Regions from separate parts of the Mus musculus genome. Here all the other regions are linked to region 1. A link is a loop called in an ENCODE intact Hi-C map of the cell type or tissue named here. Cell type or tissue: left cerebral cortex. All regions are shown on one strand.

Region 1 (5,000 bases):
ACTGTTGGGGGAATGGTTTTGTGCACGGTGAATTCAGATGCTGATTTCTAGACACAGATATCTATCTGCAGTCCAGATGATGGCATGATCAAGCATCTGATGTCTCTATGTTATGTAAATTGTTTTCTTCACCTCTAATTGGTTAATAAAGAGCTGGTCAACCAATTAGCCAATTGGGCAGAAGAGAATAGGGTAGGACTTCAAATCCCAGTCCAGGGGACCCAGCAGAGACAAGAGGATAGAGGAGTACCATGAGGAAAAGAAGATATGGAGAAACCATGTGACGAGATTAGGAGGATTCAAGATGAGATCACAATGAGAGAGCAGTCATGAGGATACACATGCTCTTTTCTGAAAGGAAAATGAATAATGAATTCATCTGGTGGAGTGAAGAGATTTGGGGGCAGAAACTAGAAAGAGTGGCAGGAAAGGAAACTGCAATTGGGATGTAATATATGAGCCATGGCAGACTCAGATGTAGCTAAAGTACAATTTGACTAGGTAGTGGCAGCCTAGATGGATTAGAATAGATCACAATCTGTCCCGCTATTAGTGCTTGTTTCTGTTTCTTTATTTGGGAGCTAGAATGAGTTAGATTGAGTGTAGAAATGCTCTGCAGTTATTTGAGAGCAAAGTGAGGCATAGGACCCACCCCCACCCTAGGATTTACTTTCACACATAACAGCACACCTAGAAGCTCTAGAACAAAAAAGAAGCAAGAAGAAGAAGAGTAGAGGGCAAGAAATAAACTCGGGACTGAAATCAACAAAATAGGAACAAAAACAATCCTATGAATCAAAGAATCACTGAAACAAAGAGCTGGTCCTTGGAGAAAGTTAGCAAGATAGATAAACTCTTACTCATGTTAACTAAAAGACAAAGACAGAGAGAGAACATACAAATTAACAAAATCAGAAATGAAAAGGGGGTTATAGCAACAGGCACTGAAAAAATCCAAAAGATCATCAAGTCATACTTCAAACGTCTGTACTTCTCAAACTTAGATCAAAACTACAAGTGACAGCTCATGCTAGCAAACTTGTACAGTCACTATGGAAATCAATATGATTCCTGAGAAAACTGGAAAACAGTCTATCTCAAGCCCAGCTATACTACTCTTGAGCATATATGGTTAGAAACCATATATGTTGAGAAAGCGAGCCTTTCACAGTCTCCCACCCTGACAAGCCAAATGGCCTTGTGCTAAGGAGCGGGTCGTCACTCCCTTCTCCCTGTTCCCTTCCTGGCACCTGAGGCTGTAAAAGCTGAATTATAGTCCCCTCTTCTTATCTCTTCCTGACTCCCATGACATCCAAGGACATGAGTTACGTGCTGAGCCCGGCCTGACACCCAAGGCTGTTAAAGAGGATCCAAATTCCGGAGATAAGACACAGAGTGCCCGCTGCCTGGAGCCTGACTTCGGCCTTCATGTTCCCAGATGCCCACTTCTTTGTTCTTTGTTAATTTCCCCTCAACCCCTCCCTATTCCCCTCGATGTATTCTTTAAAAACCTGGCGTTTCAGCCTAATAAACAGAGACCTTGATAGGAACTCTCTACTTGGTCTCCGCTCCTTCTTTCTCTCCCTCCCATTTTCTCCCAGGTTTACAGTCCCCCTCACACCCACAAATACTGAGTCCTGCTGGGTGGGATACATATACCCAAGAACACCCCCATCATAACATAAGGACACTATGTTCATAGTGACTTTACCCATAGTAGCCAGAAACTAGAAACAACCTAGATATCCCTAGATGGATATACAAAATATGGTACATTTATACAATGAGACATTACTCCATTGGATAATGATATCATGGCATTGACAAGCAGATTGAAGAAACTAGAATAAATCATCCTAAGTAAGGTAACCCAGACCCAGAAAAACAAACATGTTATGTACTTACTTATATGTGGATATTAGCTGCTAAGTAAAGGATAGCCATGTTACAATCCACAGGCCCAGAGAGGCTAAGTAACAAAGAGTTTTAAAGAGGGAAAACATGAATCTCCCTGACAAGTGAAAATAAGTAGATTTTGTAGGTAAAATAGGGGTAGGTGGGGGTAGAATCAGGAGGGATTGGGCTGGGGGCATGGCGGAAGAGAGTACAGGGAGAGATGACTAGAATTGAGAGGTGCTGGGGGCAACGTGGGAATATAGGGCAGTGGATACTCTGTGGCGTCTATAAGGGTAGTCCTAGCAAAGACTCCTAGTTATAGGAGTAAAGAGCCTGAATCAGCCAGCTTCTGTAACTAGGCAAGGCTTGGTTGGACTGAGTGGTAGGACTGATACACCATTCCAGGCACTAAACCTTTATCCGACAATATATCCTGCCTTCAAGCTGTGTTGGGGTAATGATGGCACAGAACTTGTGGAAGTGGCCAAACAATGATTGGTCCAATTTGAGGCCCATCCACTAAGGAAAGCCTATTCCTGAATCTGCAGGAACTAGAGGCTCAATAGCCTAGAAACCTAGGATAGAGCCAAACACAACTGGCACAAAAGAGAGAGAGGGAAGGGAGAGGAAGGGAGGGGAAGGGAGGGGAAGGGAGGGGAAGGGAGGGGAAGGGAGGGGAGGGGAGGGGATGGGAGTCAATGAAATAATTCCTAGTGGTATTCTGCTATATTCATATACCAGTGTTTAGTCCAATTGTAATCAGAGAGACTTCATCCAGCAACTTATGGGAACACACGCAAAACCCCACAGTCAAATACTAGGTGGATCTCAGAGAGCTCTGCAGAAGGGGGGAGGAAGGATTGTAGTAGCCAGAGGGATTTAGTACCCCTTGAGAACACAGCCCACAGACTCAGATAAGCAGGGTTCATAAGGATTCAGAGACTGAAAGAGCCTTATGGATCTGATCTAGGTTCTTTGCATATATGTTATGCTGTATATCTTGGTGTTCTTGTGGTACTCCTAATGGTGGGAGTAATGGGATGTCTCTGACTCTTGTTTGCTTTTAGGACTCTTCTTCCTACTGGGTTACCTCATTCAACCTTGGTATTTGCTTAAACTTATTGTAACTTGTTATGCCTTGTTTGACTGGTATCTCTAGGAGTCCTGTTCTTTCCCGAGAGGAAATGGATAAGGGATGCATCTGGCAGAGAGATGATGTGGGGGATGAATCTGGAGGAGTGAAGGAAAGGGAAACTGAAGATGGGATGTAATGTATGAGAGAAGAATAAAAAAATTTCTCAGTCTCCTAACTGCTTCAAGATAAAAAAGCATATATACCACACATTCTATTGCTTTGAGACTCTGCACTCAATGACATGCCTGTTTGTCTAGTAAAAGGAGAATTAGGGGTAACATATGTACAACTGAAGTACAGCACTTGACCACATATGAAGTAGGAAGAAGACACTAAAATCAGACTGTTTATTTACCGATATTCATGTTGAGATAGTATTGTACACATAGAGACAGTGGCCCTTTCTCTGAATAATTGTTTAATGGAAATAGCAGTAGCTAATAAGCAAGAACTCAGCTCAGGGAAGCAAGGCTCTCTTGTCCTTTGGGAAGGCAAAATGACTTTCTCTGTGAAAGAAGAGCATCTGTCTTGGGGTGGTGTTGAAGTGGATTAAGCTTTTATTTAGTGCACATAGATAATCATGGATTGATCAAAACAATGAACACAGAACAAAAAGACCATGTGCAGATCCTGAGTTTGAAGGCTCTTTTCTATAATGGCCATAGCCAAACCACATGGCCATGTAGATGCTTTTAGCAATGCAGGTGAGAAATGGCCTTAACTGTCAGAATGGCCTGCATATTTCCATCTAACACTGAGAAGGGTATGCGTCTCTTCAGAGCATGTTTGTCATTTTTGTTCATCAGTGTATAAGGTTGAGAGAGGGACTTAGAGCCTGCTATATCACTTCAGGCAAATAACTTTTTCTGGATGGCAGCTGGAAGCAGGCACAAAAGTTGGATGAGTAATAGAGAGAGATCACAATGATGTGGGATGAGCAGGAGGAGACCTTCTGCTTCCCCTCAGCTGAACATATGTGCTAGATGCTGCTGCTGATACAGTCATAAGACAACAGGGAGGCAGAAAGTGATGCCTCTGAAAAAGTCATCAGCAATGGGATTCATGATGTTGTTTGCAATTGAGGGTCTGCAGGAGAGCAGTAAAAACTGGCAAATCCCATAGAAGTGGGTGTCCTTAGAGTCATAGAATGATAGCCATCTCATTAGACCAGCATTAGAATTTAGAGCACAGATGGACCACATGCTTATACACAAGTCTCCTACATGTGTGGGTTAGTTCTAGAGCTGCACTGCAGAGGAAAGCAAATGGCTACATGGTGATGATAGGCCATGACCATGAACAGTAGCAACAGCAGCTCAGAAAGTATAGATCACACAAGGAAAAAAGAACTGAGCCTGGAGAAAGGTGGTGTTTTTTCTTAGAAATTAGACCAACCGGAACCTTGTGAAATACAGATGCAAAGGAATTATTACAACATTTCCCATAAGCCTTATTGTTTACAGGAGAGAAAGATATTTTTCAGGACAGTCATAGACTGCAGTGTGCTGAGAACCTCTGTAACAGGAACTCAATCACTAGTGTCTGGTTGGAGCTCAACATCAGTATGAACTGTACCCAAAACACGGTTGTGTCTTCAGAAATCTGAGAAAAGTTTATAGCTCATGATTTTAACGTTTGTTTTTTTATATTTAATTACTTTGAAACTTGCCTGGTCTCAGAAATATGAGGAGTGCATGTGTTTCTCCATTGGAGCTTTAAAAAAAATCATTACTTGCTGCCACACTCCATTTTGAAAACTACAGATCCCTATTGCATTTTTTTTACTTTCTACCCTTTAACCTTCCATCCTATAGCTTTAGGTTCTGAGGCACATCTATCCCTTTCTCATCTTCATAAATATATAAACAAAGTAGAAGATGTCTTGCTTCCTACCTGCCTTCCCTTTACTGATTAATTAACTCCAAATGTTGTGCTTTGCTAAAGACATAATAGAAACATCTCTGGGCCA
Region 2 (5,000 bases), 240 kb after region 1:
CAGAAGATGTTCCAACTTGTAATAAGGACACATGCTCCACTATGTTCATAGCAGCCTTATTTATAATAGCCAGAAGCTGGAAAGAACCCAGATGCCCCTCAACAGAAGAATGGATACAGAAAATGTGGTACATTAACACAATGGAGTACTACTCAGCTATTAAAATGAATGTAAGAAATTCTTAGGCAAATGGGTGGACCTGGAGGGCATCATCCTGAGTGAGGTAACCCAATCACAAAAGAACACACATGATATGCACTCACTGATAAGTGAATATTAGCCCAGAAACATAGAATATCCAAGATACAACTTGCAAAACACATGAAACTCAAGAAGAAGGAAGACCAAAGTGTGGATACTTAGTTCCTTCTTAGAATGGGGAACATAATACCCATGGAAGGAGTTACAAAGTTTGGAGCTGAGACGGAAGGAAGGACCATGCAGAGACTGCCTCACCCAGGGATCCATCCCATAACCAGCCACCAAACGCAGACACTATTGCATATGCCAGCAAGATTTTGCTGACAGGACCCTGATATAGCTGTCTTCTGTGAGGTTATGCTAGTGCCTGACAAATACAGAAGTGGATGCTCACAGTCATCTATTGGATGGAACACAGGGCCCTCAATGAAGGAGCTAGAGAAAGTACCCAAGGAGCTAAAGGGGTCTGCAACCCTACAGGAGGAACAACAATATGAACTAACCAGTACCCTCCCCCCAGAGCTGTGTCTCTAGTTACATATGTAGCAGAGGATGGCTTAGTTGTCCATCAATGGGAGGAGAGGCCCTTTGTCTTGAGAAGATTATATGCCCCAGTACTGGCGAATACCAGGGACAGGAAGTGGGAGTGGGTGGGATGGGGAGCATTGCAGAGGGGGAGGGTATAGGGGACTTTCAGAGAGGAAACTACGAAAGGGGATAGCATTTGAAATGTAAATGAAGAAAATATCTAATAAAAAACTAACACTAAAAAAAAAAAAAACCCTGTTATGTTTTTGTTTTAATCCCAGGTGTGAGATATTGGGCTACTTTGGATTGTCTACAGCAGCTAACTGATTTGTCTCGTGCTCTGGCAGGGGTGTGATTTTGCCGGCTGACGATAGTTTACATTTGGAATTCTGGGGATTCTTGAGAGGGTTCTAAAAATGCCAGAATCCCAATAGGTTGTGGCAGCTGCTCCTTCCTCTTCTGCTGCTGGTTCCTCCTGCTGTTTGGGGGGTTTGCTGCGTTGGGAAATTTTTGGTTTTCTGTTTACTGGATTGCTGGTCGGAGATATCCAGACAATGAGGATTGGGCCTCAAGGAATGCAATATCCCTAATCATCAGGAAGCAGTTTAAAGAAATGTATGCCCTTTCTCCTCTAACCTTTCTCACCTACCTAGTGTTGGAGGTTGGAAGGGATTGGGGTAGGGAAGGGTGAACCCAATGAAGTAGGCAAAAAGTCCAGCTATAGTTATCTGCCAACATCAAGAAGTATTGACTTGTATCTGGAGAGCCTTTGCTGTATGATGCAACCCAAGACAACCTCTGCCCCATGGGAGGTCTTCCCCAAGCCCTGGGTCATGTGTCTTTGTGCCCAGTTCACAGTGAAGATTAGTCAGAAAATAATTACCAGGAGAGAGAGGTCACAGGTGTTTTTCTGTGTTCCTGCTGTTTGTGGCCAGAAGCCAGATGCTGGCCCAGTACCTGCTCAGTTGTTTGCATCCAAGTCTCAGGTAGAGTTACATTAGGGGAGGACTCGTGGTCACGGTACTGGCAGGTTCTAGTTCACCAGGAAAGAATCTCAGTTTTCTAAGTACACGTGTCCATTTGTGAGGAAACCTGCCTGTGTTTGGGTCTGTGGCAACAAGTATCATGGGTGGGAAAAGGTCATCTACACTCCGCATCTCAACAGAGGCAGGTACAGAGCTGGATTCCAACAGATGTCCTGCTAAGAGTCTGGGCAGACAGGCTGCAGTTTCACGTGCCTTAGTCCCTCAGGAACTGGGTGTCTCTGTGTCCTCCTCCAGGCTGGAGTTGTGAAAGTCTAGCTCCCTGAAATATGCTGGCCCTGGGCCCTTAAACAGCCCTACTCCTCGCCCAGTGTGGCTTCTCTTACTCGCTCCTCAAGGTGCAAGTCTCAAGATAGCAAAATGCTGGTGGAGAAACAGACTGAAGGTGTAACATATTCTTGGTACTGGAAATTTTTCATTTTAAATTTAAAATTGGTGGCAATGTATATGTTTTTAATTAAGCTTATATTCAAATGTAAAACCCTTTGCAGCGATGATAACATTTTCACCTTTGTTTTTCTTTCACCTCACATGCATGAGCCAGCAGACATTAGAAGATGGTGTCAGATCCAAGGGAACTGAAGTTATGGGTGGTTTTGAGCTGAATTCATGCTGGGAACTGGATCCATGACCTCTACAAGATCAAAAGGAGCTCTTAACCTCAGGGCTATCTCTCCAGACCTCATTTGCTTCTTTTAAGAGACATTTTGTAGTGGAATCACAAAATATTCCACATGACTGACTAGTGCTGTACTCAGATTAAAAACACACTTGTTCCTTTCCTTCCTCTCCAACCTCTGTCTTTCACATCTTTTCAGCCTCCAGTAGTGAAGTTAGTTCCTAGCACAATGCTGAAAAGAAGCAGTGAGAGGAAGAATTGCTAGCTTGCCATTTTTAGGGGGAACAGGATGAGCATTTAGTTTTACCACCGCGAATCACAGCAGCTCCCAGCCTTTATAAGTGTCCTTGATGGGGACTAGGAAGGGCTGTGATGTTTCTTATTTTGCTAAGAAATCTTCATAAAAGAAGAATTTTAAAAGCTAGGTAAATTTGATTAAAACAAAAAAACTGGAGCAGGAGGAATAAGCTACTTTATAAAGCTCGTCAATGAAGTCAGTAACCTTGCTTTAGAGTCTCAAGTGTAGCAAAAAGAAAGGCATGGGGACATACTAGCATGTGAGCAATATGCTAAATGTAGGGGCAAGGCAGTGCCAAGTACAAAAGACTCAGGGAAACGCTTTTTCCAGTGTGTCCATTTCAGATGAAATATCCGAAGGGACACAGAAGCTGAGACAGCAGCAGCTAAGTGAAACACAAGCTGCTTTTTTCCTTGAACCACTGTTTATCTGGACCACCCATTGCAGAGTACCACCCACACTGAGGGTGCGACGTCTTCACTCAGTTAATCCCTTCTGGAAATGTTCTTACAAACAAACTGAGAAGTGTGTCTCCTAGATGATCCTAAATCCTAACAAATCAAGGTCAACCATCACAGACCCCACTCCTTTTCGTCCACTATGCGTCCTCAAAGGTAACACAAGCCTTGTAGGCAGCACTGTGTAGCTCTTATCTCTTTTTTGTATCTTTCTGCCACTAAATGATACTTTGGAGAATTTTATTTATAGCCAGGGTAACTATGCATATTAACTGCCGTCTTTTGTGAATGGGTCAGAATATTTTTTTTATTATCTAGAGTTCTTATTATAACATAGAACCGCCAATGAGATTTTTGAGTCACCCACAGGGTAGATACAGCTCACCAGTTCTATGACAGCAAGGAAGCATAGTCAGCTCTCGCACCATCAGCATCTTTTCCTAGGACAAATTTTATAGCTGGATCTCTCCAGCTTGGAATAGGGGACAGGAAAGGTGCCCTATAGAAATGGTGGCTGTATTTAACTAATCTAACGTTCATTTATGAGCTTGAGAGAATTCAGGTCATGAGTCCTGTTCTGGAAATTATTTTTTAAATTAAAAGTAATGATAAGAAAAAGAAGTGTTATGGGAGCAGAGGTGGAAGCTTACAGAGTACAAGGTAGAGTAGGGAAAAGTGCAGAAGTGGTGAGTTTTACTGCATTAGCTAGAACAACTCCAGTGACTAACTCATCACACGTGTGCTACATCATGAGGGATTGGGATTGCAGAGAGTAAAAGAGGGGTGAACGATGGAGAGCATTTTCAGATAAATAGCACCACAAAGGATTGTCACACGAAGGATTGGTAGGGGTAGAATGGTGTGTGTGTGTGTGTGTGTGTGTGTGTGTGTGTGTGTGTGTGTGTGTGTGTGTTCATGGAGAAAAGGCCAGTGGATGATCTCAGGTCATCGCACAGGTATTTCCTGGAAAGACTATTATTATTGGTAAAGGTAAACAATAAGATTATCAGAAAAGTTGAGCCATGCTCTGAAGAACAATCACCATCCCCCCCCTCACACACTGATGACAGGAATGAGCTGCCTGCTAACAGTGCATATAAAACCCACAGAAAAGGCTCTGGGAAGTGGTGATGCCATGAGCCATAGGCTTGTTGAGTCAAGAATGGTTACCAGGCACAAAGGCAGAAAAGCCATAGAGTACTTTGGGGTTCACGGGCCTGTGACAGAGAGGAGGGCTCCCTGAGATAACATATTTGAGATACATCATGGTAATGATAGAATCAACCAGGAAGACTGATGGATCACAGAAAGTAAGGCTTATAAAAGACCCGAGTTTATGAAGAGAGATGTGGGCAAGAATAGACCATACAGAAGTATCAGAGTTTATGAAGAGAGATGTGAGCAACCAGAGAGCACACAGAAGTACCAGAGTGTGGGTTCCCAAACCAGATGAGCACTGCCCATACCCTGGAGAGCTCTCAGAAAACATGGTGGGAGTAGGGCTGATCTCTACCCAAATCAGGCTTGTGCCTGCTCAACTCCATAAAGACAAAGACCAAGTAATGATAAAGCCAGTTCAATCTTTGTTTCCCCTGCCAGAGAACTGGCTTCTCAGAAATCATGTAACCAGCAGTCTGCTAATATAGCTGTTATGCTTGGAAGGTCCCTGCCCCTGCTGAAATACTTCCTCCCTTTTCCTTTCTCCTCTCTCTCCTGAGTCTAGCTCTATCATATAGCCTCTCTATTTCAATAAAGGAGCTGTTCTCTGACAGTCTCCTTGTTATCTATACCCACCATACTCTCCGCTGCCTTAGACCCTGATCCAATATGTGACAGTCATTTGGGGGTGGGGG
Region 3 (5,000 bases), 290 kb before region 1:
ACGTGGCCATCTATTGGCTGCTCCTGCTTCCTGGCCTCTTTTATAGACTTTAGCCCTTACCATTTTCTCTGCTACCCAGCGAGATTTCTCCTTAGCCCACAAGGCCAGTGATAGGTTGCAGTTTACTCCCCGAGGGGTTTATGGGACAAAAGGCACATCAGAAGAGGTACCTATTGAAGGGACACCTGCTAAGGGACTCCTGCTCAGGGGATGCTTGTTGAGGGTTCCTTAGCAAAAGACATTAGCTGATCACACACCCAGCGAGGTGACACTTGCTCAGGGTCACTCTTTGAGGAGACATTGGCTGAGGGACACTTTCCGAGTAGACATTTATTTTTATTAGATATTTTCTTTATTTACATTTCAAATGTTATCCCCTCTCCTGTTTTTCTCTCCAAAAATCCCCTCCTCCTATCCCCTCACCTTGCTCCCCAACCCACCCACTCCCGCTTCCTGGCCCTGGCATTCCCCTACACGTCGGCATAGAGCCTTCACAGGACCAAGGGCTTCTCCTCCCATTGATGTCCGACTAGGCCATCCTCTGCTACATATACAGCTGGAGCCATGAGTCCCTCCGTGTGTGCTTTTTGGTTGGTGGTTTAGTCCCTGGGAGCTCTGGGGGTACTGGTTAGTTCATATTGTTGTTCCTCCTATGGGGCTGCAAACCCCTTCAGCTCCCAAGCAGGCATTTGTTGAGGGGACATTTTTCTCATGAGGCTGTCTGAAAAGGCACAAAGGTGTCACTGGTCGAGGGCTCATCTACTATAAGTGCTTGTTGAGGGCCTTCTGCTGTGGGGGTGCATTGCTTGGAGACACCGTCCCCTGGCTCCAGCCACACCTAAATCTACCTGACTTTTCTGCCAGGGAACCTCAGCACTCATGCTGTTGCTGCTAATAGGCCTGGGTAGGCAGCAGGTGGCAGTAGTTCACCTCTAGGGAGCTGGTGATGGTGGCTCAGTTCCCATGTACCTGCGTTCATTCACCCACACAGCCCGGTAGGGGAACCTGCACTCTTTCTTAACCAGCTCTACCCAAGGGACTGGCAGTACCGTGTGAGGAATGCTGTTTTTAATTATTATTATTATTTTACTTTGAGCTTTGTTTCTGATGAAAGGTTCATAGTTTTTAGGCAACTGGGGAATAAGTGAACAAACCTCTTGGTACCCAATCAGATTTGCAGTGTGCAAAGATCCCAGTCAACTTCTGTGAGAAGTTTTAAGAGCCAGGGGATTTCCCGTGGCTTTCCCTGGGGCTCCATTAAAAAGAAGGTAGGAGGGGCTGTGGGGGGCTGAGCAGCCATGGGGCCACCTTGCCTGACTCTGGGTCCATCAGGTGGTTCGGGCTTATTAGAAAAAAAATCCATGGATGGTGAAAACTATCCCAATTAATAATGCTTCAAATTCACCGAGGAATTAATTATTTCAGAGCAGCTAATTAATTTTAAACAAGCAATTATGTATTAGGCGAAAGGTCCTCCCGAAGGGAAAAAGGCAGCTTGAGATGAACTCACTCATGTGGAGATTCTGTCTCTCAAAATGCTGCCCACGAGAGGGGCATTCAGAAGACGGTGAGCCCGGGCGTCCTGGCTAAGCACCCGCCGTGCGTCATGGGACTTGCCTGATGCATACCTGGAGTCTCCTGTCTGTCACTGAATAAAACATTCCCCGTGTGCCTGGAAGCTGGTCTTTTTTGGACATAGCCAAGCCACGGGAAGAGCTACTCTTTGGGATGTTGGGTATTTTCAGCCATCTCTGCATTCCCCCCCCCCTTTTTTTTAACAGCCTGTATTGTAAAGGAATCGCATGCCTTTTCTAGGTGTATACATTTTTTATGAAGTGCACCATACACTCAGAAAATTGCCCAACTTGTAAAGGTAGGATTTGAGAACTTTTCATAAACCGAGCATGTGCACAGCGCCCCATTGAGAACTGGCATGCTAAGCTGCCAGCTCGTCTCCTTGCCTGCCTCTGCATGGTCTGTAGGTTCTCTCCATGGTGTACTGAGGGATGGCTCACCACCTCTCATTGCTGAGTGTATCTGTTGCATAGGCTGCCCACACTAAGCCACTGGGCTAGGAGCATTGCTTCCATTATTCAGCTATTATAAGTAATACATTGATCATTATTATATGATGTACATGTTAGCTGTGTCTGAGAGCCATTGGGTTGTGTGCATTCAGCTACAGCTGATAATGTAAATAGTTGTCCGGAGTGCTATTCCGTGCATGCTTGCTGTGGGGATACTGTGCACCTGATTTATACACAGTCTTTTATATAAAAACATTGTTTTTTTCTGGCACAAGCTCCCTTCAATCTGTGCTCTCTCATCTGCTGTCGTGATCCCTGTTGCTATGATTCACACCTACATTAACTTTTTTTTTTTTTTTTTTTATGTTGCTGTGCATGTGAGCCTTTGTGGGGAGCAGGCTGATGAGTCCAGCTCTGGGCTGAGGCTTTCAATATGAAGGGGTCCTGAGTCATAGGTGCCAGAGTACTGGGTCAGACAAGTACCATAACCCCTCATAGGCAACGAGAGAAGCCCCTAATTACATGTGTTGTGCAGATATCAGCTTATACACTCCACTTTGTGATGGATAGATAAGACTTCCAGTCCTTAGGAGAGCTTGGTGTAAACTATCTCTACCCCTAGTGGTTGACTTTGGAAATACAGCATGGAAATGTCTTACATACAAATTTAAACACAAACTTAATGTGACCCAGCAACTCCACAGCCAGGTATTTATTTACTCAGGAAAAATGAAGCTCTTTATTCTTCTGTGCAAAGACGTTGAACTTGTTTTAAGGTTGTATTTTAGATTTATTTATTTATTTTATGTATATGAGTACATTGTAGCTGTCTTCAGACATACCAGAAGAGGGCATCAGATCCCATTACAGGCGCTTGTGAGGCACCATGTGGTTGCTGGGAATTGAACTCAAGACTTTTGGAAGGGCAGTCAGTGTTCTTAACCACTGAGCTATCTCTCCAGCCCTAAGATTGTATTTTAACTAACAATATTATATATGTGTGTTAATGGAGTGCAGTGTTTATATCATAGAGCAACAGATGGGTTGATTATCATATTAGTCATCAGAGCTGCAAGCCAAATTTAGTCTACAGCCCTCAGCCTGTGAGGGTGTTGTTCACCATATAGGTGAGATGCAAACAGCCTGTTGAATGAAACATGTCAGTCTCTTTGTATGTGAAGAGGAAGATGGCAGGGGGCAGGGGGAAAGCAGGACAGAGCTTGTGGGTAGAGGAAACTGGGTGCCCAGCTGGAAGAAGCGGTTAGGACCAAGGGCAATCCTGATCTGACTACAGTGCTAACACTATTTTACACAGTGGTTAGAGTTCAACACACCATACACCCCATGGAGTAAGTCTTATCACATGTAATAATATATCAATAAGAACTAGGATGGTGTAAAGACGGCATTGCAATCATGTAAGATAAAATCCTCCTGTTTCCCCTCACAGGCCATAGGCCACCACAGGGCCGCTTGGCCACATCCTGATAGCTCTGGTCTCACTGGGCGCCTAGAGGGCAGAGTTGGCTGCTATCCACTGGAGTCTTTCTCCTTCCTGCTTTTCAGGTTATTTGGGCCCCTGGATCTAGCCAGCCTACCTGCCTCTTCTCATGGAGAGGTTGGGGTCTATATGAATGGCAAGGGAAGAACTTTGCAAATGGCAAATGGAAACACTTGATGCTCTGAATCTCTCCTTGAGGCACATCTGTGGACTTCCTGTTGGCCAGGAACATGCTTTAGGGACAGAATCTGGTGGAAGAGGACTCAAAATTTAGAGACTGAAGAAAGCTGGTCTTGGGTCATGTGATGGATCATAGCTGGAGGCTGAAAAGAACACTGGGAGAGGAGGGTGAACTGTGACACCCCCAGTGCCACTTCAAGGACTGAAGAGCTGGAACCAATTGCCCATAAGTGCTCTGGCCTCTCAGCAATGCCCAGTCTTCAGCTATGCATTTTGAGTGGTGTCAGCCTCATAGCTAAAAGGCCCCTTAGGTGGCAGGATATGAGCCCCGTTGTAGACCAGCGGATCCAAACACCCTGTGTTGGCCAGCTCACTCCTCGATCACTCATTTTCTTGTAATACATACATGTTCTCTCCAAACCTAGCATGCCTTCAAATATCAGAAAAAGACAAGTTGCACGTCAGCATCTCGACGCTTCTGCAGACTGCTTTCACACAGAACATACTTGGCGGCTTGATCTGTGGCATTTGCCTATTGTATCCCCATGCATCCTCTGAATTGATGCTAGTATCATCCTTGCTTTACACGTGGAGAGTGGAAGCCAGACCATAGTGAGCGTTATCTGAGCAATGTGCAACCAAGATTAAGTTGTCAGAGCTGAATGACAACAGCCCAGGCAGGCTGTCTGTCACACGGCTCCTACCTGATGCTTACATGACTGCTCGCCACCCCATAGTAACTTTCATGTACATGGCATTCACCTTAAGGTCACAGGAGTCACTGTTATTCTGTGGATCAGGAAGAAGAGGCTCCATGCAGCTATGGAGGGAATGGTAATATAGCAATGTGAAGTGCTAATGGCCTTTGCCAAGTGTCTCTCACACACTAGTTACCCCAAGGCATAGTATTTAATCCTCACAGTGCCCACACCTGCCCTCAGCCCTGGCATTGACACAGCGGGCAGGAGTCCCTGCTGTTGCCAAGACAGCAGAGGCTTCTCCCATGTGAGGCCCAGCATGGATAGTCAGTATTGCTGTTCTGAGGGTGGGGATGGTTTGGTGCTCATGCTGTCTCTGTTCTCTCTCTGTACAGCTGAGCATGGTGCTACACCTCAGGGTGTCTCCTCAGGTTGAAAGTGGACTTGCAATCAAAGCATTGTGAGTTCATCAGTAGACATGTTAGGATCCTTCTTTCATAATCATGATTGATTCTCCCATGTGGAGAAATCTGGAAGACCTGATGGCAGCCACAAAAATTAATATTCTTGTAAGTCTGGGAACTTAGTGCATCC
Region 4 (5,000 bases), 320 kb before region 1:
TCCAAATACCTGTAGGCACCTAGAAGATGTTGCTGCCAGCAGCTTGCTGTCTAAAAAGAAAAGGCAAGGGGTTGGTCGATACAGATAGGAAGTGCTGTTGGGCCAGGGGGCTATCCCTGCTCAGGAGTTTTAGTCTCTTCTGTTCGGTATTGACCTGAGCTTTCCATAGTTGCTTGAACCAGTACTTGGATGCTCAATAGGCTCTCTGCTTCTTGTGGATGGCTGATAGCAGGGGTAGCCTCCCACTGTTGCCTTTTGCTGTGGCTGCAGTATTATAAGTCTCTTCTGAGATTCTCCCTCAGCATCTATAGTTCCTGCTAGTGGAGAAGGTATTTAAAGATGTGTGGCTGTGCCAGATGCTAAACACGCTGGAGAAGTCAGATTGGTGAATGTAAAATAATCATCGAAAGGTGATGTGTTCATAATGCCACAATACCCAGAACTAACACATGGTACTCTGTGGTACACAAAGGTCTGGTCCACATAGTCCATCCTCATGGGTGTTGGACAAGTTGAAGGGGCTCTGGTGGTTCTCCCTATACCAGACTTGACGCATCAGCACCTGCCTTTGAGGACCTTAGTGGGCTTGGCCCTTAGCTTGCTGGTCTTGGTGGTTTTGAGCTTGGTCTATTAGAGACATAGGAGCATCTGGGCTGACTGTGCCTGTGAGCACCGGCAGTGAGAATAGAAGTTGCAGGGAGTTGTATCCTGCAACCTGTTGGTCAAGAAAATGCTTGGCTAGGGCCCTGCCAATAGCTTTGAAACCTATACACTAGCCAGAGGTATGCTGAGCTAGCATATATTGACTGAATCCCAAGACCCAACACTCCATGTGGCAAAGATGTGCTAGTGGGTCCCTGGAACAGCAAGAAGCCAGTCTGCTTAAAGGTAGATTCTTGTGAGGATTATAGAGTACCTCTCTAAGGCCACTCAGCACATCAGCTCTGTTCTCAGGATGTATATGGATGGTCAGAGAGAGCTAGTAGCATTAACCCACGCTCACAACCTGCTGAGGCTGGTTCTTCTGTCTGCTAGCTTTGTTCTGGCACAGTGGGGCTGTAGATCTGCTGCCCCTTCCACTGTTCAGTTTGCCAGCTGTCAGCTGTGCCATGCTCTGTCTCACCTCCCCACCCCAACCCCGTCCAACCGTTTCCAAGGGAGGGGTCTCCCAACATAAAATGCTGCTATCTACTGGAACTATGGGAATCTTGCAGTTTGGGTTATATACAAAGAAGGCCCCAGCAGGATTGGTATTATATCCAAGTGACCCTCACTCATGACCCTTAAGCTCAAGCAGAATGGAATGTTTTTGAAAGTGTATTCAAAACCTCTACCCTCAGTGGATTTTAGGACCAAGTGGCTTCAAGTGGAAACCCTTCTGACACAAGGTCTCTTAGGCAGTCTGCCAGGAAGAAACATACTACTTGGCTTTGGTAGCATGTTGTAGGAGGAGCATGGTGGGCGTCCTGGGATGGTTATTTTACTGCTCTGGATGTTTTCTGAGCTATGACATCATTGGGACCTGCTCTGGGCAGGTGGTTAGCACCTGACATTTCTCACACTGCAGTCTAAGTGAATGCTCTCTTCATCAACTATAAGTCCCTCTGGTTCCATGGGAGGCTCAAGGTCTTTGGGGGCTTTAGTGGCAGAATCAGACGGGCCCACCCAAGGATGGCCTCTTCTTGGCGGTCAGCATTGTTCATGTCCTCGTGTCAGGGTGGGCAAGCAGACAGGCATGCCTGCTTGGGCAGTTCTGGAGAGTCAAGGGCAGCCTGCCTCTCTGGTAGTAGGGCTGTTAGTTCCTGCCAGAGTGGAAGACTGGGAAACTGGGATGGGCAAGAGAGTAAACTACATCCACAAATTGCAAGAGGCCTTGTGGGCCCAGAATGGCCAGACTCTTCTCTGGGCTGGGGAATCATAGTTAGCAAAATGAAGTTACCCCCTGGGCAGGAGGCCATTAGGGTGGGCCCTAGGGGCCTTAAGACAGGCTAGGAGCTAGACCTGGGATGGAGTTTAGCCTGGTCTAAGGCCGAAGCAGTTCTAGGGCACCAAGGGTGCCGCCCAGAAGCAGACAAATACGTGGGCTGTGCACGGACCCTGAGCCGGAAGTCCAGGCCCAGTAGCTGTAGACTCCTCGGTCGGTTCCGTTGCCTCCCATTGCCCCATTCTCATCGTCCTCCAGGCCTAGCTCTCCAGGCCCTGAGGTCCTCCTCCAGCCAGAGCCGGTAGCAAGGCCCGCAGCCACACCCGCTGCAGCCCCTGCTGCTGCCCCTGCAGCCGCCACGCGCAGAGAGGAGCCGTAGCGGGGCGCCGGCCTTACGCGTACTCTTGATGCCCCGCGTGCACCTCCGCGCACCCCCCGGGCACTGCCTCGAGCGCCTCCGCGGCCGCCCTTGGCGGAACAGCTGTCACAGAGGAAGGCGGCGGCCAGCAGCAGAGCCCAGCACGTGGCAGCAGTCCAGTTCATCCTACTGGGCAGAATCTGCGAGAAGAGGGTGGAAGGGGCTTCAGCTTCTGTGCAGGGGTGGAGCGTGGTTTAGGACCAGGGCAAGAGGGTATCAGGGCTTGGGAATAGGCTCATCTGGACCTGGGGACACCTACTTCAGCCTCTGGTTTTGTGGTAATCCGATAGAGGGCTCCCAGCATCTTGGAGGACAGTGGGCTCAGGGTTGGGGAAGGGGTTCTTTAAACTCCAGCATCAGGACTTTGGTTTTGGGTTCCTGCTGTATAACCAGGTGGAGATGGGGTGGTGGGGAAAGGGTTTCACTACAGGGCGGCCGTTTTACTATTGTGGTAGGGTGGAGATGGGTCCCAGAATGGGGTTTGTGGAGCTCCTACAGTGGGGCTCAGGCCTGGGGGGGGGGGGGCACAAATCCCCCGCTCTGCACACGAGTCTCTGGAAGGGGATGGATTAGTGGATTAGGATTCTAGTTTGGAATGGAGAGCCTTCAATACCCCCAGATTATGGTTAGAATGGACAGCCTTGTGACTTTTGCTCTGGCATCTGGATCTCCTGATGCCTTAAGAGATAGTCTTTCAGCCAGTGGCTGCGGCTGAATGCACTGGGTGAGGGTGGGGGTCAGAATCCAGATCAGCGATTCCTTGCAACGCAAACAACTAGCGATGGGTGAACCGCCCAGCAGGCCCAGACCCTAGGTAATTACGTCTCTTCCCCGCTCCAGCTCCACCCTTTTTGGGTTTGCCCAGGCCAGTAGCCTGGACAGGTAAACCGATCAGGATGGGTTCTGGCTGGCTGTGGACCAGCCATCTCGGTGGCGGCAGCTCCATCCTCCTCAGGTCCTCTCTCCCCTCCCCCTCCCTCCCAGCATCACTGGGTTCATCCACCTCCCCTACTTACTGGTCACAAGCCTAGGTCGGATGAGCGATTTAGGGGCCGTGACCGGCCAAGCGGAAAGGTGCGGCAGCGAGGACCCTTTTCCTTAGGCAGAGCTCACGACTGGATTTTGCTGAAGCCTCCGCCTGAAGATTAGGGGCGGGCAGCCGCGGAGGCTCAGCCCCGGGAGACGTGAAGGGAGGAGATACTGAAAGCTCAGAAAAGCACAGCCACAGCCCTTCTCGTTGCCCGGCCCCCATCCTCGCTGCACTGCACACAGCACCCTCTCATCCCATCCCCCCATCTTCCCATCCCCGCCACAGCCCTGCCCAATCTCTCTTTCCCCTATGGCCACTAGCCCCAGCCCCCAGGATAGACAGTGTGTTTTTGTTCCAGTAGGTCCAGCGTTTTTGTTCATGGCCTCTTCCTCTCCATTCTCCCTACCTGCCCACCGCATCGATTCTTACGGTTCTTATGAATTATCTACCTCCTCTCCCATTCTTCTGATGGAACCTCAGCTCCACTTACTCCTCTTCGCCAGCCATAAGGACCACTGGGCTGACTTTCTAGGCGCGTAGTGTAGGGCTTCCAACATCCTGCCAGATGGCTCTCCTGGAAGTTTGATGTACAGCCATGAGGATCCCAATAGCACTAGACCTTTGTTGATCTGACCTTCCTGAACCTTCTGAAAATAGACCCCTGGAGACCCAGCCCCCCTTTATTTTCAAGCTGACTGGTTGCAGTGCCTCCATGCTTTTGTAGGGTAAGTTTAACCTAGCTCCAGACAGCCACAACGTTTTTCATCTGTGCCAGGCTTGCTTTCCAAGGCCCAAGATTACAGTCGGAGCGGTCGGGAGCTTCCCTGTCCTGGCTGAGGCCTGGTATGGAGCCTCATGGGTTGGGGCAAGACCTGGGGAGGAAGGGGGTGGTTACTGTATGGAGTTCTTCTCATTGAAGCCACTGTGCTTTTGAGCTTTCTTTTATCGTGAAGTTGAAAGCACCCTCCTCCCCAGCCAAAGGCTGGTGGATGCCCCCATTTAGTTTAGGCAGGGAGAGCTCCCAGGTGCTCCTTCACTTCCCTGCTTCATGTTAAAATGTGAAGAGCAAATATGGTGTCTTAGACATTCAAGGCCCACTGCAAAACACAAGCATAAGGCAAAGGTATAAAAACCTAACCCAAGAGGTTTGAGGACCCAGAGGGAAACTTAAAATAGTAACAAGGTATAAAAACCTAACCCAAGAGGTTTGAGAACCCAGAGGGAAATTTACAACAGTAACAAGGTATAAAAACCTAACCTAAGAGGTTTGAGAATCCAGAGGGAAACTTACAACAGTAACACACACACACACACACACACACACACACACACACACACACACACACACACTCACACATACACATTCACACATACACTCACACACACTCATACACACACACATACTCACACACACACTCACATACACACACACTCACACATACACTCATACACACACACTCACACACACACACACACTCACACATACACATTCACACATACACTCACACACACTCATACACACACACACATACTCACACACACACTCACATACACACACACACTCACACATACACTCATACACACACACACATACACACTCACATACACACACTCACACACACACACAC
Region 5 (5,000 bases), 310 kb before region 1:
CATGGCTGGGCTTTGTGTGCACTTGAAGGATATGGCAGAGGGTGTTACTTTGTCTTGTCTCTCAGTTCTTGCTTTTTGTTACCAAGATCCTCTCCTCCTGGGCCACTCCCTCCAGCTGACCTTGTGTGCTGTCCCAGGTGTGACCATAGCACACTCACTTGGGCTGTTTCCAGCCTTTGACGGTTGAGGAGAGCACCGGGTGACACTTCAGCACATAGCTCTTGTTTGCAGTCTGAAAGTTGCTCTTGGATCCAGACCTGAGAAAGAGGATATCGGAGTTGGACTTGGAAGTTTTGCAAGAAGGTCTTAGTCTTTTCTCAGAGTGACCACATCAACCACACATCTGCTATGGGTCCTTGCCCAGATGGCATGGCCAAATTCTGAATCTTTGCCAAGTCAGTCTCATTGTTTTGGGGCTGGGGAGCTGGCTCAATGGTTAAGAGCACTGGCTACTCTTGCAGAGGACCTGGGTTCAGGTCCCAGTGCCCACATAGTGGCTGACAGCTTTAACTCCAGTTCCAGGAAATCAAATGCCCATAATTGACCCACCCTTGTGGGTGGCTAACATGTGGTGCTTATACATACGTGCAGAAAATAATCTCTTCTATGTGAAATAAAGCAAATAGATCTAAAAAAATACTGTGGGAACAGACACTGCAAAGTGGGGGAAATGGAGATGGAGCCCACGAAGATGCCAGGGATTTAGACTCTGGAGACCAGCATCAGAGTGCAGATCTAACATTATTGTTTATTTTATAAGCTTTTTAGTCAGTTAGGGCTTCTTTATGCATTCAAAGGCAAATTGGGGTGTAACCAGTGTTGTTTGGCAGACTCTAACTTGCCTGTCCATGAGTCTGTCTGTGAGCCTGCAGGGGAGGGTCCAGTCCCCTGGGGAGATTCCATGTGACAGAGGAAGCAGCCACCATCCTAGCCTTGGGCCCTTTGTGTTGTGTCACCGGTATGCTGGTATGCCGCCGGGAGCCATGCCAGATCACACACTGTGCACTCTTTGAGGGGTCATGGTGTAAAGCATCATGTTTTTGACTTCTGTGTGGCTCTCACCTTTTGCCATTGTCCCCAGTGCTGTGTGCTGTCATCTGCTCACCAGTGGGTAAGAGTGCGTTTCATGCTTTCCAAGTCCCTCTTTAAAGTGTATTAGTTTCTTTTTCTTTTTCTTTTTCTTTCCTTCTTTCCTTCTTTCCTTCTTTCCTTCTTTCCTTCCTTCCTTCCTTCCTTCCTTCCTTCCTTCCTTCCTTCCTTCCTTCTTTCTTTCTTTCTTTCTTTCTTTCTTTCTTTCTTTCTTTCTTTTCTTTCGAGACAGGGTTTTTCTGTATAGCCCTGGCTCTCCTGGAACTCACTTTGTAGACCAGGCTAGCCTCAAACTCAGAATCCGATTGCCTCTGCCTCCCGAGTGCTGGGATTAAAGTGTGCCACCACCGCCCAGCTTTTTTTTTTTTTAATTTATTTTTCTTGTTTCAAGGATCAAATATCTGACAAAACAAGACTCGAGGGAAGAGTCTCTTCTGACTGTTCACAGGGATGTAGTCCATTGTGGAGGGGAGTCACGATGGCAGGAACAGCTTGGACATTGGCACGGGCAAGGAAGCTCACCCGCTTTCTCCTGTTTCCCCTTCGATTTAATTTGTAACCAGAGCCCATGGGATGGGGCCACCTACATTGGGGGTGGGTCTTCTCCTCTCAGTTAAACTTCCTTGGAACAACACACTTAGAGGCTTGTCTTCTAGGTGATTCTAAGTGAAGTTGACTATCTAGTCAAGGTTCTCTAGAGGAACAGGACCAAGGAGTGAATATGTATATATTTATATATCATAAGTCAACTTAAAGATAGTAACAATAACTAAATCACACTTGAAAGCTAAGAAGTTAGTTGACAAAGGTATATGATCATGTAGGAAGAGGAAGCAGAAACCATTACAAGATCTAGAGATAGTAGATCTCTGTAGGAGAACAGTATTTGCTAGACATGGCAGTGCAGTTGTATGTCTGATTTTACAGTGTTTGGGTCTATATGCATAAGACCTGCATAAGATCAAGCCAGCCAAAAATCACAGCATAGTTGAGGAAGGGTCTGTTGAAACATTCCACACTACAATTAAGCTCATTAACACAGGAAGTGAACAATTCAAATAGCCTCAGGAAGTCCCTGAAACTGACCAGATTTTTCTAGCCCCCTCCTCCAAGATTATATAAACAGAAAAGACTACTGAGAGACTCAGACAAACTAAAATGAAGATTCTTAGACAAAACAGACAGCCTCGAAGTAGAGACCAAGAGAACAATGTGAAAGCAGCAGAGACAAGCTGAACTGCCTAGAAGAAAGAAAAACTAGCTATTCTACCTGAAAGAGGTTCAGACCAAGTGGGCTACTTGAAAAGGATACTCTCCAGCCTATTGAGCTACTTGTAGGCTGTACAGAGTGGTCCACACTTCTAGTGTTTTTGTGGGCTTTCACTCATGTCGAGATGGGCTTAGGTGATGCAGCTGTCCTTAAGTAGTTTCTGTTCCTGTAACTAACCACTCAGCCATATTCCTATAAGTTATTTCAATAAAATCCATTGGTTCATCAAGTTGGACTTTGGTCTCTCATGGGTTCACTTTCTCCAGTAAGTAGACATAGGTGTTGTGGGCATCTCCCTAGGAAAAGTCTGTCACACAATATCTGCAGAAAATCTCTGCACGGATGGGGGAGGGGCTCATGAAGGTCATCCCTGTCTTGGGAACTACTGGCAGTTGGCTGCTGCTGGGGAAAGAGAGTCAATTTTCTTCAGTGCTGCAGTCTCGGAGGGACTACCTATGCTCCAGTGACTGTCCTATAGCCAGGTGCACACAGATAGCATTAAATGGACTCAGTGGATATTTTAAAGGCACATAAAGTAGGGAGGGAAAAGTGGGGGGGAACAGAAGAGGAAGCAGGGTGGGGGAGGGAATGTGGGGTGGATTTCATTCTCACTGGTAAAGATCACCTAGTCTAAATGCAAAAGGATGGAGAATTCTATGCCAGGCAACCAAGATCCCAAAATAAGCAGAAGCAGCTGGGTTCAAGCCTGTAAAAATAGAATTCAGGGAAAACTCAGAGCTAAGGAACACTACTACATATTAATACACGGAGAAATCCTTCAAGAAGATAAAACAAATATTGTTCTCTGAATATTGGAATGCCCAGTGATCATAGTTTTATAAATTGAGTCTTATTGTACCTAAAGGGACAAAATAGTCCATGATACAATAATAGTTAAGTGGCTTCAATATACCACTATCATCAGTTGATAGATCTCCTGGGGGGGGGGAATCAATAAAGAAAGAAAGCACATAATTAAATTGCACCACAGATTGGAAGGCCATAGGAGACATCTGGAGAATATTCCACCCATCATCTATGAATATTCATTCTTCTTAGCAGCATATTGGTCATGGATTGTTTTAGTCTGTGCTTTTATTAGAAAGTTTTTACTTCTGCATTTCTTAAAAGTGGTCACGTTACTGGGTGGTGGTGGTGGGGCACACCTTTAATCCCAGCATTTGGGAGGCTGAGGCAAGCAGATATCTGTGAGGTCAAGGTATCTGGCTTGGTGACAGGTACCCTTACCTTCTGAGCCATTTCACTGGTGCTATTTTTTCCTTTGTCACTCATCTGAGTATAGTATTTCTTTAGCTTTCCCCTCAGTCTTCAGTGCTCTTTCTGTTGCTTGATGTGGTCTACTGGAATTGCTTTCCAGACTGACTTACTGGGTGGGGCTTTTCATCATTCTAACATTTCTGTTAGATTCCAGAACCCTGCCTGTCTTGGAACTTGTGTAGATCAAACTGGCCTGAAGTCACAGAGACCCACTTGCCTCTGCCTCTCAAGTGCTGGGATTCAAGCTTGTAACGCCATGCATGCCCGGCCTGATTTTTTTGTTGTTGTTGCTGTTTTTCAGATTCTCCTTCTCCTTGTTGTAGTTCTTTTCATCCATGTGACTTTTTCATTCACATCCTGTACCAACTTCCTTCCTTCCTTCCTTCATCTGCTTGTTTGAAGTCTTCTTATAGGTCACTGAACTAACCATTGCAAGACTTAACCATCAAGCCCAGCTTCCTTTTAGCTCCTTGCATAGTAGTTAAAGGTGTACTTACCAGACCAGTTACAGAGGCCAGTAACCAGTGTCTGTCAAAAAGGACAAAGGGTGACGACCCAGTGCCACCGTGGGTTGTTTTTTGTTTTTTTGTTTTTTTAACCTTGCCATCCCATTTGTCTACAATTTCAGTGGAATTTAAACTATCTGGGTGCTTTCTATATGAACGCTCTGCTTGGAGAACTGCCACTCACAAGGGGTAAAGGCTTTACTTGTCACCTTGACATCCGGGAAGAGAGAACCTCAATAGAAGAATTGCCTAAGTTAGATGGCCTGTGGGAGCATTTTCTTGGTCTTGGTTGATGATTGATGTAGGATGGTCCAGCTCACTGTGGGTCTGGACTGTATCCAAGAACTTTTGAGTAAACAAGTTGTAAGCCCTGTGGAGAATCTACTGCTTTATTCTGATAAATGTGCATAGTATTAAACCGACTCCTGATGATTTATCTTTATACCCATACATCAATGCATCTTTCAGCACTCATGAGGAAAGCTTCTTTTTGGAATAGAAGACAACGCAGAGACCCATCACTGGTTAAGGTTCAGAGAATAATGAGACTGTGGAATGTTCAGCACTGAATGAGACATCTACATCATACCCTGTCTTACTTTTTTGTTGCTGTGAAGAGACATTATGACCAAGGCAACTGAAAGAGTTCATTGGGTGTTTGCTGTTCAGAGGATGAGTTCTTGACTATCACGGTTGGCAGCATGGTAGCAGGCAGGCAGGCATAGTACTGGAGCAGTAGCTGAGAACTTACAGCTTATCTGCAAGTAAGAGGCAGAAAGAGTTAACTGGGAATGGTATGGGCCTTTGAAACATCAAGGCCACACCTCCTAATCCCTCCCAAACAGTTCCACCTACTG

The links. Hi-C counts contacts between places; a loop is a spot of excess contacts. Peaks named below come from ENCODE experiments on the same cell type or tissue, not always from the same donor. Only the 100,000 strongest peaks of a DNase experiment are listed, where the experiment ranks them.
Region 2: it touches region 1 in a loop (8-fold over the local background); 2 of 42 quality-filtered maps call a loop at or near these places.
Region 3: a loop joins it to region 1, with 13 times the contacts of the local background. A loop is called at or near these places in 3 of 42 quality-filtered maps.
Region 4: a loop joins it to region 1, with 7 times the contacts of the local background. A loop is called at or near these places in 2 of 42 quality-filtered maps.
Region 5: a loop joins it to region 1, with 4 times the contacts of the local background. A loop is called at or near these places in 2 of 42 quality-filtered maps.

What each region holds. Positions count from the first base shown.
Region 1 is chr7:140,474,975-140,479,974 of GRCm38, forward strand. It overlaps the pseudogene Olfr534-ps1. Among named protein-coding and RNA genes, the nearest start is that of Olfr533, 11 kb to the left of the region's middle. In left cerebral cortex, no CTCF peak of the experiment used is centred here; DNase peaks (open chromatin) are centred at 3,113 and 3,970; H3K27ac peaks cover 1,968 bases.
Region 2 is chr7:140,715,840-140,720,839 of GRCm38, forward strand. No RefSeq gene overlaps it. Among named protein-coding and RNA genes, the nearest start is that of Olfr541, 14 kb to the left of the region's middle. In left cerebral cortex, no CTCF peak of the experiment used is centred here; DNase peaks (open chromatin) are centred at 2,028, 2,630, 2,970 and 3,516; H3K27ac peaks cover 1,140 bases.
Region 3 is chr7:140,185,923-140,190,922 of GRCm38, forward strand. No RefSeq gene overlaps it. Among named protein-coding and RNA genes, the nearest start is that of Olfr523, 12 kb to the left of the region's middle. RefSeq lists an enhancer at 686-1,503. In left cerebral cortex, CTCF peaks have their summits at 917 (motif pointing right), 2,685 and 2,885 (motif pointing right); DNase peaks (open chromatin) are centred at 934, 2,042, 2,270, 2,578 and 1 more place; H3K27ac peaks cover 300 bases.
Region 4 is chr7:140,151,191-140,156,190 of GRCm38, forward strand. It overlaps Sprn (shadow of prion protein), which reads right to left and starts at 3,469. Exons shown (of 2, transcript NM_183147.2): 1 at 3,359-3,469; 2 at 1-2,482. The coding sequence starts at 2,467. The coding sequence ends at 2,024. In left cerebral cortex, CTCF peaks have their summits at 2,389 and 2,612; DNase peaks (open chromatin) are centred at 493, 1,446, 1,825, 2,430 and 2 more places; H3K4me3 peaks cover 2,487 bases; H3K27ac peaks cover 2,964 bases.
Region 5 is chr7:140,165,130-140,170,129 of GRCm38, forward strand. No RefSeq gene overlaps it. Among named protein-coding and RNA genes, the nearest start is that of Olfr522, 4.7 kb to the left of the region's middle. In left cerebral cortex, no CTCF peak of the experiment used is centred here; DNase peaks (open chromatin) are centred at 3,028 and 3,506; H3K27ac peaks cover 1,203 bases.